2 separate regions of the Homo sapiens genome follow, and region 1 is linked to region 2. The links are chromatin contacts, found by Hi-C or POLR2A ChIA-PET in ENCODE. All regions are on one chromosome and are shown on one strand. Each heading gives the region's core, a stretch centred on a gene start or an enhancer-like site at or near the end of the contact. The rest is flanking DNA. Distances are from core to core; before and after follow the strand shown.

What was found. A loop is a pair of places that touch in the nucleus more often than their neighbours do. ChIA-PET counts read pairs that join two places held with the same protein, here RNA polymerase II (POLR2A). Pooled maps may share reads with other maps.
Region 1: a loop to region 2 is called in a pooled map, with 5 times the contacts of the local background. The contact joins two enhancer-like sites. A Hi-C loop is called at or near these places in 1 of 50 pooled maps. POLR2A ChIA-PET finds 5 or more read pairs at or near these places in 2 of 52 experiments (activated B cell and activated naive CD4-positive, alpha-beta T cell).

Annotation. Positions count from the first base shown.
Region 1 is chr7:139,099,923-139,106,819 of GRCh38, reverse strand. The region is part of intron 1 of ZC3HAV1 (zinc finger CCCH-type containing, antiviral 1); the gene reads left to right. Among named protein-coding and RNA genes, the nearest start is that of ZC3HAV1, 6.3 kb to the left of the region's middle. RefSeq lists an enhancer at 4,474-5,045. Within about 2 kb of position 1,664, at least 6 of the 41 ENCODE cell types and tissues checked have a DNase peak (open chromatin) inside an H3K27ac peak, as active enhancers do.
Region 2 is chr7:130,956,571-130,963,552 of GRCh38, reverse strand. The region is part of intron 5 of LINC-PINT (long intergenic non-protein coding RNA, p53 induced transcript); the gene reads left to right. Among named protein-coding and RNA genes, the nearest start is that of LINC00513, 47 kb to the right of the region's middle. RefSeq lists enhancers at 2,298-2,387, 2,941-3,030, 2,357-3,556, 5,375-5,434 and a silencer at 6,236-6,285. Within about 2 kb of position 3,517, at least 16 of the 41 ENCODE cell types and tissues checked have a DNase peak (open chromatin) inside an H3K27ac peak, as active enhancers do.

The sequences.
Region 1 (6,897 bases), core at 415-2,914, 8.1 Mb before region 2:
GTACTTTAGTATCTCTAAAACATAAGAACTATGTTTTATTAACATAATACAGTACAATGATCACATTTTTGTAAAAAAAATTACAATTTTAATATCATCTATTGTCCAGTTGGTATTCAAATTTCCCTGATTGTCTTATAAATCCAACTTTTATTTTCAGGGAAAAGGATACATAGACATAATCCTTTTAAAAAAAGATTTTTTTAAAATTTTTTGAGATAGGGTCACCCAAGGCTGGAGTGCAGTGACCCGATCTCAGCTCACTGCAAACTCTGCCTCCCAGGTTCAAGCAATTCTACTGCCTCAGACTCCCAAGTAGCTGGGATTATAGGTGTGTGCCACCATGCTTGGCTAATTTTTTGTATTTTTAGTAGAGATGGGGTTTCGCGATGTTGGCCAGGCCGGTCTCGAACTCCTGAGCTCAAGCGATCTGCCGGCCTAGGCCTCCCAAAGTGCTGGGATTACAGGCCTGAGCCACTGCCTCACCTGGCCTATAATTGTTTTCATATGTTACATATCTAACATTTAAATACTTTGTTTCAATTTGTTGTAGGCAATATGCTTAGAAATTTTAGTTTTATGAAGTTTATTATGGTATATTTTTCCCTGGTTTGAAACAGCAAAACTGTTTTAAACTCGTTAATTGGGTTGTTAACCTCCACTTTTATAAGAATATATATAATATAGGGATTATTTGGTCTATCTAAATTTGGATGGACCCTCCAGAGAAGTCAATAAAGTTTATTTTTTTTAGTAGAGTGATAAAATCTTATTTCCTAACATTTATTGGCAGAGCCATATTTTTAATTTCATTTTATATCACTTTTGAATTTGGGAATTACAAACTTTTAATCTATTAATGTATAAAGTGTTGTAATAAGGACCTCTGGGAGAATTTTTTTTTTGTCCTCGGGTCCTAGAAAACATGTTTTTTTCCTCCCTACTTATGTTTTAAAAATATTCTCCTCTTAGCGAGTAATAAAACCTTGTCTTCCAAAACTTGCCACTTGTGAGTTTAAGAACTTTCTTTGTAGATTACCAGTTAATGGGGTCTGTTAACTAATTGATACCCATCTTGACATTACTATTCAGTTCACTAAACTGGTCTCTGTTTACAGGGGGACGATTTGCATTGTGCTGGGTGTATAAAATTTTGTCTGTGGTACTATTATTTATAGATAGGATTTATCCTGTCTATTCTGTAGTTCCTGTCTTTTCTTTTGCAATGTTTTTAGTGATACATTTTAGTTGACAACAGGGCTTGCTTCAATGTTGGATAATTGTTTTGGTGAATCGGTTTGGATATTTCTATTTGCTTTGCTGAAATATATGCCCACACATGGAGTTCTAATCCCACTTCTGATGCAAAAATAATCACTATTTATCGAACAAATAACTATGTGCCAACCACTATGATAAGCACTTTGGAGATGATATCCAGGTTAGTCTTTAGGATAGCTCCTAAGGTAGTATTTTAAGTCCCATCCTTATTGTAGGAAACTCGGGCATGGAGCCTTTCAGAAATCTACTGAAAGTAACATAACTAGAAGCTGGCAGGATTGGTATTTGAACCTAGATCTGCATGACTTCCTTTTTTTTTTCTTTAGAAATGAGATCTTGCTTTGTCACCCAGACTGAAGTGCAGTGGCACGGTCATAGCTCACTGCCACTTCGAATTCCTAGGCTCAGATGATCCTCCTCCCTCAGCCTCCTGAGTAGCTGGGACTACAGGTGGGCGCCACCATGTCCGGCTAACTTTTCTTTTCTTTTTTTTTTTTTTTTTTTTTGAGACAGAGTCTCACTCTGTCACCCAGGCTGGAGTGCAGTGGCGTGATCTCAGCTCGCTGCAACCTCCGCCTCCCCGGTTCAAGCGATTGTCCTGCCTCAGCCTCCCGAGTAGCTGGGATTACAAGCATGTGCCACCACACCCAGCTAATTTTTGTATTTTTTAGTAGAGATGGGATTTTGCCATTTTGCCTGGGCTGCTCTCAAACTCCTAGGCTTAAGCAATCTTCCCAGCCTCCCAAAGTGCAGGATTACAGGCATGAGCCACCGCTCCCGGCCTTGTTTGACTTTTTTTTTTTTTTTTTTTTTTTTTGTGACAGAGTCTCGCTCTGTTGCCAGGCTGGAGTGCAGTGGCGTGATCTCAGCTCGCTGCAACCTCCGCCTCCCCGGTTCAAGCGATTCTCCTGCCTCAGCCTCCCGCGTAGCTGGGACTACAGGCGCCTGCCACCACGCCTGGCTAATTTTTTTTCATTTTTGTATTTTAGTAGAGACGGGATTTCACTATGTTGCCCAGTCTGGTCTCCAACTCCTGAGCTCAGGCAATCCGCCCACCTCAGCCTCCCAAAGTGCTGGGATTACAGGCGTGAGCCACCGCGCCCGGCCTTGACTTCTTAACTAGCTACTTACATTGTCCAGTAACTATATGAAGTTATTAATTCAAAAATTTATTTTGCCTGCATGATTTCTGTTAACTGTTTCAAGCAGGCTGCCTAAGGGTCTTTACCTTGCTTTGCGGTTTTTGCCGATGTGGGTGTTTCCTCTGGGTTCTTTCCTGTTTGTATGTCTTTCCTTTTCGGTTAATTCACATTTTGGGTGGGGGTGGGTAGATGGGAAGAGGACTAGTTGACTGTTTCGCAAGTTGAATAGAATACTGAAAAACGCAAGCATCAGAGAATATTTATTCTGAACCCATAAAAGTTATAACTCACCTCCTGGGATAAATAAGTGTTCACATTTTTCAGTTTTGCTCCTCTTTTAAAATATACTAAACAATCATAACAGACCTAAGGTTATTTTTTTCTCATCCCCAGTCTCATTTCCCTTTCCTAAGAAGCAGCTTCAATCATGATTTTGGTGTGTATCTTGTCCTTCCATGATTTTATAATTTCCTCTTGTATATGTTTGCATCCATATACAAAATGTAGTATTTTATGTGTTTTAGAATTTTTATTCAATGCTGTGTTTTGGAGATCTATTCATATTGCTACACAAGGACCTAGTTTATTCATTTTAACAGTTGAAAAGTATTTCATCATAGGATTTATACCACAGTTCAGTTACCTATTCCCCCCAGTAATGGATATATAGTATATTTCCAGGTTTTTGTTATACCAAATCGTGCTGCCAAGAATTTACGTGCAAGTGTTTCCTGGTGCTCATGGTTAGAGCTTTTCCAGGGTAGATCATTAGGAAGTGGAATTGTTGGTTTGAATTGTTACATAGCTTCAACTTTTCCAGATTCTGACGAATTAGTATAAAGGTGGCTGTGCCAATTTATACTTATATGTCTGAGTGTCCCAGTTTCCTCATTTTCTGGCCAATTAATGCTTGGTGTTATCAGACTTTTTTGGCTTATGCCAGTCGGAAGGCTTTGAAATAGTCATTATTTGAATTCAAAAAAAATTTTTTTCCTGGGCTGGGTGCAGTGGCTCATGGGTGTACTCCCAGTGCTTTGGGAGGCCAAGATGAGAGGATTGAGGACAGGAGTTCAAGACTAGCCTGGACAACATAGTGAGACCCCATCAAAAAATAAAAAAAAAATAAAAAAATAAAAAAATAAAAAACAAGTAAAATAAATAAAAAATAAAAATAATTATATAAAAAATATTAGCTGGGCGTGGTGGTGCATGCCCATAGTCCTAGCAGTGCTGGAGGCTGAGGCAGAAGGATTGTTTGATCCCAGGAATTTTGAGGTTACAGTGAGCTATGTTCATGCCAGTGCACACCAGCCTGGGCAACAGAGTGTGGCTCTGTCTCCAAAAAAATTTTTTTACAACAAATTTTAAAGTTTTTGTATTAAAGTTTTTATTTTATATATATCATATATAAACACACACACACATATACATATACATATACATATACATATACATATATATATACTTTTTTTTTTTTTGAGACAGGATCTTGTTCTGTCACCACTCTGGAGTGTGGTGGTGCAAATATGGCTCACTGCAGCCTCCACCTCCTGGATTCAAACGATCCTCCCATGTCAGCCTCCCAGTAGCTGGGACCAGGCTAGTGCCACCATACCTGGCTAATTTGTGTGTGTGTGTGTGTGTGTGTGTGTGTGTGTGTGTGTGTGTATAGAGACAGTGTCTCACTATTTTGCCCAGGCTGGTCTCGAGTGCCTGGGCTCAAGCATTCCTCTTGCCTCAGCCTCCCAAACTGCTGGGATTACAGGCATGAGCCACTAAGCCCAGCTCAGCATGATTTATTACTGTTAAATATTTAGACATTTGTATCCAAGCCTCCATTTATAACCTTGCTCTGGGCCCCACCAATTTTAGAGAAGGTCTACTCTGATTCCCTGAAATGTCTTCATTGTTTTCTTTTGCATGAATGTACACAATTTATATATTGATCTTCTTATTATTAAAATTGAGACTGGCCTCAGTAGCTAATATCTGTAATCCCAGTACTTCAAGAGGCCGAGGTGGGAGAATCTCTTGAAGTCAGGGGTTCGAGACCAGCCCGGGCAACATAGCTCCTACAAAAACATTAAAAAATAAAATTAGTTGGACACAGTGGCACACACCTGTGGTCCCAGTTACTCAGGAGGCTGAGGCGGGAGGATCACTTGAGCCTGGGAGGACAAGGCTGCGGTCAGGTGCAGTTGCGCCACTGCCCTCCAGCCTGGGCAATAGAATGAGACCCTGCCTCTGAAAAAACAAAGTAAAATTGATATTGTTTTAAGTATTTGCTATTAAACCATTATGCTTTGAACATTTTGGTATATGCTTCTTTGTGTACATGTACATGAGTTTCCCTAGAGATCTAGTAGTGGAATTTTGATTTTTTTTTTTTTTTATTGATCATTCTTGGGTGTTTCTCACAGAGGGGGATTTAGCAGGGTCATAGGACAATAGTGGAGGGAAGGTCAGCAGATAAACAAGTGAACAAATGTCTCTGGTTTTCCTAGGCAGAGGACCCTGCGGCCTTCCGCAGTGTTTGTGTCCCTGGGTACTTGAGATTAGGGAGTGGTGATGACTCTTAACGAGTCTGCTGCCTTCAAGCATCTGTTTAACAAAGCACATCTTGCACCGCCCTTAATCCATTTAACCCTGAGTGGACACAGCACATGTTTCAGAGAGCACAGGGTTGGGGGTAAGGTCATAGATCAACAGCATCCCAAGGCAGAAGAATTTTTCTTAGTACAGAACAAAATGAAGTCTCCCATGTCTACTTTCTACACAGACACAGTAACAATCCGATTTCTCTATCATTTCCCCACCTTTCCCCCTTTTCTATTCCACAAAACCGCCATCGTCATCATGGCCCGTTCTCAATGAGCTGTTGGGTACACCTCCCAGACGGGGTGGTGGCCGGGCTGAGGCGCTCCTCACATCCCAGACGGGGCGGCAGGGCAGAGGCGCTCCCCGCATCTCAGACGATGGGCGGCCTGGCAGAGACGCTCCTCACTTCCTAGACGGGATGGCGGCCGGGAAGAGGCGCTCCTCACTTCCCAGACTGGGCAGCCGAGCAGAGGGGCTGCTCACATCCCAGACGATGGGCGGCCAGGCAGAGACGCTCCTCACTTCCCAGACGGGGTGGCGGCAGGGCAGAGGCTGCGATCTCGGCACTTTGGGAGGCCAAGGCAGGCGGCTGGGAGGTGGAGGTTGTAGCTAGCCGAGATCACACCACTGCACTCCAGCCTGGGCAAGATTGAGCACTGAGTGAGCAAGACCCCGTCTGCCATCCCGGCACCTCGGGAGGCCGAGGCTGGCGGATCACTCGCGGTTAGGAGCTGGAGACCAGCCCGGCCAACACAGCGAAACCCCGTCTCCACCAAAAAAATACGAAAACCAGTCAGGCGTGGCGGCACGCGCCTGCAATCGCAGGCACTCGGCAGGCTGAGGCAGGAGAATCAGGCAGGGAGGTTGCAGTGAGCCGAGATGGCAGCAGTACAGTCCAGCCTCGGCTCCGCATCAGAGGGAGACGGTGGAAAGAGAGGGAGAGGGAGACCGTGGAAAGAGAGGGAGAGGGAGACCGTGGAAAGAGAGGGAGAGGGAGACCGTGGAAAGAGAGGGAGAGGGAGACCGTGGAAAGAGAGGGAGAGTGGAATTTTGATTCTTAAAGTTTTATGTGATAATGCCAAATTGTTTTCCGAAGTGTGTTTGCCAAGTTATACTCCCACCAGAAGAATAAGAGCCTTCCCTTGCCTCACATAGTGGCCAAGTGGTATCGTCAGCTTTTAAAAATTTGTGCCAATACAAGGAATGTGAAATTGTATCACTGTGGTTTTTTTTGTTTGTTTTTGTTTTTGTTTTTGTTTTTTTTTGAGACAGAGCCTCGGTCTGTCGCCCAGGCTGGAGTGCAGTGGTGCAATCTCGGTTCAGTGCAGTCTCCGCCTCCTGGGTTCACGCCATTCTGCCTCAGCCTCCTGAGTAGCTGGGACTAGAGGTGCATGCCACCACCCCTGGCTAATTTTTTTTTTTTGTATTTTGGGTAGAGACAGGGTTTCACCATGTTCGCTAGGGTGGTCTCGATCTCCTGACCTCGTGATCTGCCCACCTTGGCCTCCCAAAGTGCTGGGATTACAGGCGTGAGCCACCGCGCCCAGCCCTCATTGTGGTTTTAATTCTTTATATATTCTGGATCTCTAGCCCTTTTAAGTCTTATTACTCATTTTTTTAAGTTTGTCTTACTTGGCATCTTAGTAGTTGCTTCTTATTCGCATTTTACTTTTTTGGTCATCATAGCACTCTATTTTTGTTTGTAACAGTTTTTGTTTGTTTGTTTTTTACCATTTTAAAAATGGCTAAAACTATTTTTATTTATTTTTTGAGATAAAGTATTTATTTTTTGTTTGTTTTTTACCATTTTAAAAATGGCTAAAACTATTTATTTTATTTATTTACTTTTTTGAGGTTTATTTATTTATTTATTTAT
Region 2 (6,982 bases), core at 2,268-4,767:
TCAGAAGTCAGCTTCCTTCCCCTTTGTGTTAGGATACCACCATGCGTAATCATCCTGAAACAAAGGTGCGGGGGAGGATTTGGAAAACTTGTTCCTAAATAAGCTGTTTTCTAAGTTGAGCTCCCCTTCTCTAGAAAGTTTCCTTAGGAACATTATGCATATTGGAGACAAAGATAAAACCCTTTTTATTAAAGTAAAAAAAATGTTGATAGTTGTTGGTGATGTCCAAATAATATTTTCAAGTCATATTATAATGATGGGGTTTCCCCCAGTACTTTGGATTGAAATAAACGGGTTAGAATGGAGAACAGATGACAGGAGTCTTCTCTGAAATTTCTGAGAGGCCACACAATCTTAGGTTGAATAAAGAAGGAATAAGAATAGGAAATACGGGGCCGGGTGTGGTGGCTCATGCCTGTAATCCAAACACTTTGGGAGGTCGAGGCAGGTGGAACACCTGAAGTCAGGAGTTGAAGACCAGCCCAGCCAACATGGTGAAACCCCATCTCTACTAAAAATACAAAATTAGCCAGGTGTGGTGATGGGCTCCTGTAATCCCAGCTATTTGGGAGGCTGAGGCAGGAGAATTGCTTGAACCTGGGAGGTGGAGGTTGCAGTGAGCCGAGATCGCGCCACTGCACTCCAGCCTGGGCAACAGAGTGAGACTCCGTCTCCAAAAAAAAAAAAAGAAAAAAAAAGGAAATACGGAAAGATGATGATTTGTTTTAAATACATTTCCAACAGTATTTCTCTGTTTCCTTTTTTAGAAATCCTTTCTGTTCATAGGGCAGTTGGGGTAGAAATGGACACACTTAGCCAGCACGGCTTCTTCCGTGGAGGATGCACCATGTGTCCCTGCTGTGAGATGTAGACACCTGAGTTTGTGTGTTCAGATACTTTCGAAGAAGTTTTTTTGGTGAGACTTCTTTGGCAAAGAAAGCTGCATATAAAGTTGTTGATGCAGTGTCTGGAACATAGTAATGATCGATGCAGGAGGAAGATAAGGGGGAAGGTCCCTGGAGAGTCTCCCACCAGCCTGTGCACTGGGAGGAGGGGATGGAGCCTCAGGAAGTTCTCACCCTTTGCAGCTAGGAGCCTGGCCTCTCCTGTTCCTGGGTGGTGAGTTGGGATTCAATCTGTGAGATGGGGGCCTGTTCATAAAAACTCATCTTGCTTTGCTGAGAGTCTTTTTCCTTTTTGCCCAATAGATTCCATAACCCCTCACCCTTCAAAGGGTCTGTGTGCGTAACTTTTCCTGGTCATGTGACAAGAACCCAGTTTTTTCTACAATAGTAAGGAATCAGTGAGCATTAGTATTCTTTCTCTTTTTCTTCCTCTTCTCTTTGGCAGTATATTTTTCGCTTTCCAGCTGTAGCATCTGTTAGTGTAATATTCATATTTGCCCTCAAGTACTGCATTTTCCAGGTTTCTGCAGCTTGGACTTTTCTGTCTTGGTGGAGTGAAGCAGAGGTAGGTGGGGAGGGGAGATCAAGTGAACCCAGCCTGGCTCTCCTTTTATTTCCCTGGAGTTAGAAGCCACAAGTTGTCCTGAGGAGGCTTTGCTGTTCTTGTCACTCCTGACTTCAGCAGGAATCAAGGACAAAATAATTGAATGATAAAGGAAGATGGAAGCAGCTATAATCAGCTGTTCAGTTCCAGTAACAGGAAAAGTAGTCCTCAAACTTTAGAGGACATAAGAATGACCTAGGATGCCAGTTAAAATTCATTTTCCTGGGCTCCTCCCCAGAGATTCTGAGTCCAAACTTAGGTAATTCTTAGTTTTTAATGTTTTGGTTGATCACTAGTATAGCACAAAGATTAATATATTTTTAAGAGTTTTTACCACTCTTTGGTAAAGTTTGCTACCCTCAGGGAGCCCCAAAATTACGGCTTAGAATTCTTGGCTTAAAAAATGAGCCAAACCATCCCCATACCTATGTATGACTCTCGGGCAGTCATGTAACACGAACAAGCTTTGGCAGTGGTGTGAGACTTATTTGTAAATTGCCAGTGTCAACATAATTCTTTTCTCATTGGCATTGCCTAGTTAAGGAGTCAAGTCTCACTGTGGTTTGTTCTCTCTGTGGTTTCCGTAGGGTTGGGGAGAAGGCTACAGAAAAACGAACCCTTTCTAGTTTTGACTGTCTAGGGAGTAAAAAAAAAAAAGCCTGTCATCTTTCTGAATTAGGATATAAGACGCCTGCCCTGAAGGTGGCAAATCAGACTTCCACACGCATTGCCTTCATTTAGCCAATAGCCCGCTCTGAATGTGTATATTACGATGTGCAGTTTCATTCATCAAGGGGATTTCGGGCTCCAGCAGCACGCAGCCTCCAGTCTTGAGTGACTCCTGGGCTTTGGCTCAGCAGTAACTCCTCCATAAAAACAAGTGTGTGCATCTGGCTGTTAGAAGAATTCATGCTCATCCGGGTAAGGATAAACTGGAGAAATTATTCCTTTTTTTCCCTTTGGGTGGTTTTGAGGTTTTAGAAAAATTGATCCTCTCTTTGAGAAGAGTTCAGAACTATTTGTCTGAAGTTTTTCCATCCAAACTGCTTTATCGTATTATCCACTGTCTTACCCTTTTCCTGTGAAATCTACCCTCTTCAAAACATAGTTTCATTTTCAAATTTTAAAAGATAAGATTCCATTTTTCTTTCCGTGCATGAAACTTTAAAAATTAAATCACCACAGTTGCTACTGGCTTAGAAGTGGGGTCTTATATTTTTAGGAAGTATACTTTAAAAGTTAGGCAGAGGGGAAATCTATGTTTGCATTTGATTTATGAAACAGTGACTGTTACATTAAAGGGCGGATTTTCAGACATACTACTTGATCTGCTCTGACAAGCTATGAGCTCTCTCTCTCTGCCACTTTTCTCCCGAACTGTGTTCTAATGGTGGAATCAGCTCATCTTTTTTCCTTAGGCATGTGGTTTAGTCTGTGTACATTCAGCGCGGTGGCATTTTTCTTGAAGAAGTGACTAAGGCTTCTTGGATGAATTCTGTCTTTGAAAGAGGTAGTAGAATTGCATCAGAAAGGCATTTACAGTAAATGGCTACCCCCCCTTCCTGTAATGACCGCATGTGAAAGAATGCATTAATTCTTGTTTTGAGGAAATGAGAGTTGTAGAGTTCTATGAAAAACTCCCTTTTTTATCATTAGTTAGCCAGGTTTGAATGTTCACATTTTAAAAATCAGGCTCATTTTGTGCTATCTAAATAAAAGTCACAAAGATACAGCTTTCCACTCCATGTTCTATGTGGAGTAACCAATCATCCTGAACTCAAAAAGAGGAAATTATGTTGAATATGGCTACAGTTAATGGCATAAGCCTAAACTAAATTAATTTCTTCATAGTCTTTTTTTATATTAAGTTACTGTGCTTCCTAGCTATGTTGCTGATTTGTCCATCAGGATTTGATTCTCAGTGCGACGGACGATGAAGACTAAAAGGAAACTCCCATAGATGATCTGGTCAGGAGTTCTCATGGAAGCAGTACCGCCCCCTAGGTGACAGAGTGGAAATTTATGAGGGTATTCTGGTGGTACAATGAAGGATTTTTCTGGTTTTTTTTTGAGATGGAGTCTCACTCTGTTGCCCAGACTGGAATGCAGTGGTGTGATCTCAACTGACTGCAACCTCCGTATCCTGGGTTCAAGCAACTCTCCTGCTGCAGCCACGTGAGTAGCTGGGATTACAGGCCCAAGCCACCACACCCAGCTAATTTTTGTATTTTTGGTAGAGACGGGGCTTCCCCATGTTGGTCAGGCTGGTCTCAAACTCCTGACCTCAGGTGATCCGCCGGCCTCGGCCTCCCAAAGTGCTGGGATTACAGGCATGAGCCACCTCGCCCAGCCTAATGAAGGATATTTCATGAGTGAGAGCGAGAGAACTTAATGTCCCACAGTAGAAAAGAGATAAAGAATTGCCCTGTAGTACACATGACTTTCAGTTATCCTGTTGGACATTCGTGTAGGGAAAGATCAGTTTATAATTTTCTGAACCTAGACTTTATTTTTTCATAAAAATGCAAAATAATTTTTGCATACTTTTAATATACACAGAATAGATTCATTTTCATTCTCTGGTCCACCTATACTACTTCTTTCATTTTCCTGCACTTTTAATATGGAAAGCTTCTAATCTGACTTCTCTTAAATACAAGCTTCTTCTTTATAAGTAAGTTACAAGCATCTATTTGATTACATAGTTAATTGTACCTGAAAATTATTTATATAATGAAATGTGAAGTATTTTTTATTATAAATTGCTTCTTTTAGATTATCTTTTATGTACATTTAGGATATTCATGTTTTAAAGCTGCATGTACAGTAGTTAATATTATCAACAAATTTGATTTTAGAGTAGTAAATGGGACATGACAGAATTTTTTTGTCATATAAAGAGAGCTATGAGAATAATGGATAGGGTTTTGAACCAATGAACCAATCCGTGCCTCAGCGTTTAAGGAAGGAGGGTATGCAAATTACCCAGATAGGAGGGATGCTTATCTTCTTCATGAAGTTCCCCAGGGAAGATTTCACGTGTACCTCATTAATTTGTATTAGTATTTTGAAATCTTCATAGTAAGCTAGTTCTTCTGTATTAATATTTTCTAGGAGTCTTCATATGTCACTCTAAAAACATGACCGGGCCAGGTGCAGTGGCTCATGCCTGTAATCCGAGAACTTTGGGAGGCCGAGGCAGGTGGATCACTGAGGTCAGGAGTTCAAGACCAGCCTGGCCAACATGGTGAAACCCCGTTTCTACTAAAAATACAAAAATTAGCTGGGCATGGTGGCAGGTACCTGTAATCCCAGCTGCTCGGGAGGCTGAGGCGGGAGAATCACCTGAACCCGGGAGGCAGAGGTTGTAGTGAGCTGAGATCGTGCCATTGCACTACAGCCTAGGCGATAGAGCAAGACTCTGTCTCAAAACAAAACATGGCCAGGCACAGTGGCTCATGCCTGTAATCCCAGCATTTTGGGAGGCCATGGTGGGCGGATCACCTGAAGTCAGGAGTTCAAGACCAGCCTGGCCAACATAGTAAAACCTTGTCTCTACTAAAAATATAAAAATCAGCCGTGTGTGATGGCACACTCCTGTAATCCCAGCTACTCAGGAGGCTGAGGCAGGAGAATTGCATGAACCTGGGAGACAGAGGTTTCAGTGAGCCGAGATTGTACCACTGCACTCCAGCCTGGGTGACAGAGTGATACTCTGTCTCAAAAAAACAAAACGAAAACAAAAAAAACCTGTGACTTTTGGTTACTCCCCTTCTGTAGAAAAGATGAGCAGGTATTGAGAGAAGTAAACTGTAAACTTGCAGAGGAGTTAAAAACAGACTCAGGTTTTCTTGAACAGTGGACATGGTGGCACTGTCCCTTTGTCATGAACATAGTCCACATATGCCATTACAAACTGTTGACAGTACTGTAAAATATAACACATTCTAGGTAAGGTATTGTCTATATGGTAGATTAAATCAGAAATACAAAGGCTGGGTGTGGTGTTTCACGCCTGTAATCCCAACACTTTGGGAGTCTGAGGTGGGTGGAGCACTTGAGGTCAGGAGTTTGAGACCAGCCTGGCCAACATGGCAAAAACCCATTCCTACTAAAAATACAAAAGTTAGCTGCACGTGGTGGTGCACACCTGTAATCCCAGCTACTTGGGAGACTGAGAAAGGAAAATTGCTTGAACCTGGGAGGCAGAGGTTGCAGTGAGCTGAGATCACGCTACTGCACTCCAGCCTGGGCGACAGAATGAGACTGTGTCTCAGGAAAAAAAAAAGAAAAGAAAAAAAGGAAAAAAGAAGTACAAGTGTGAGGTTAAGTTACTCAAGCATGTGCACACATAGTGTTCCCTATTGTTATTTGAGGCTTGCATTTTTAATTTCATAGAGCTTTTTCTTGTAGTTCTTTTTTGTTGTTGTTGTTGTTGTTATGTTGATGTAATTCTCAAATATTTCCAGGAATACTAATAAATTGGGGGTTTTTTTTTAGTTTTTTTAGAAAAAAATCTTTTTCTTAAATATTCTGTTTCTTTTTTGTTATTGTTGTTTATCTTGGTTTTTCTCTTTCATGTTGCAGACTTTTAAAATATATATTTGATTTTCTTTTTAAAAATGAAGTGCCATTACGGCTGCCTAGAAGTTCTGCATGACAGCATCTGCCTCTAGCAGGCTTCAGCCTGGGTACACAGAGCCACCCTGAGCCCTCTTGCTGGGGAACTGCTAGATGTCAGAATGAGGAGGGCTTGACTGTGGGGTTCTCTTAACCACACTAGCTATTTAGTCTTCACCAGACGTTTGTTTAATTTTTTTTAGAAAATTATCTCCCTTTTCTTATTTTTGCTCTGAAGTGGGGAAGCTATAAGGTTTTTTTTTATAAAGACAGGAAGTAGTCATGAAAAGAATAATTGTTATTTCCAGACTTTTCAATTACTCTTCTCCTTTCTACCTTTCTTGTCACTTCTGTCACAGTTCTTACTTTTCCTGAGTCTGGAGCCTGTTTGGGGTCCATCTGAATAAAATCAACTCTTCACTGCCTTGGCAGTACCCGCTCAGAACTCTCCGGGCTGTAAGCTGCCTCTGCTCAGCTTCATCGCTCAGTGCTCTCCCCACATCCTTCTGGCTTCCTGACATTTGGTGAAATCTCTCAGGCCCCTGAAACTTGTTGTTGTTGTGGGTCTACATACCCCTTTTATAACCGTAGTGGGGTCTTCCAGGCGCCCTGACCGCCATCATGAAAGGAGAAGTACTTTCATTTGTTGATTTGTCAGAAATATATCTGAACAAGTAAATTGGAAATACCTTTAGTCAGGCATTTAGCCAGGAAAAAGATTAGATGGAGCATGATGACTGCAGTGGGTACTGGGGCTTGGGAAAACAAACCCTCACAATTACTGGATTGGGAGGAAACAGTGGGCTGACACTATTATACAAAGATACACTTTCCAGCCAGTAAAGACATAGCC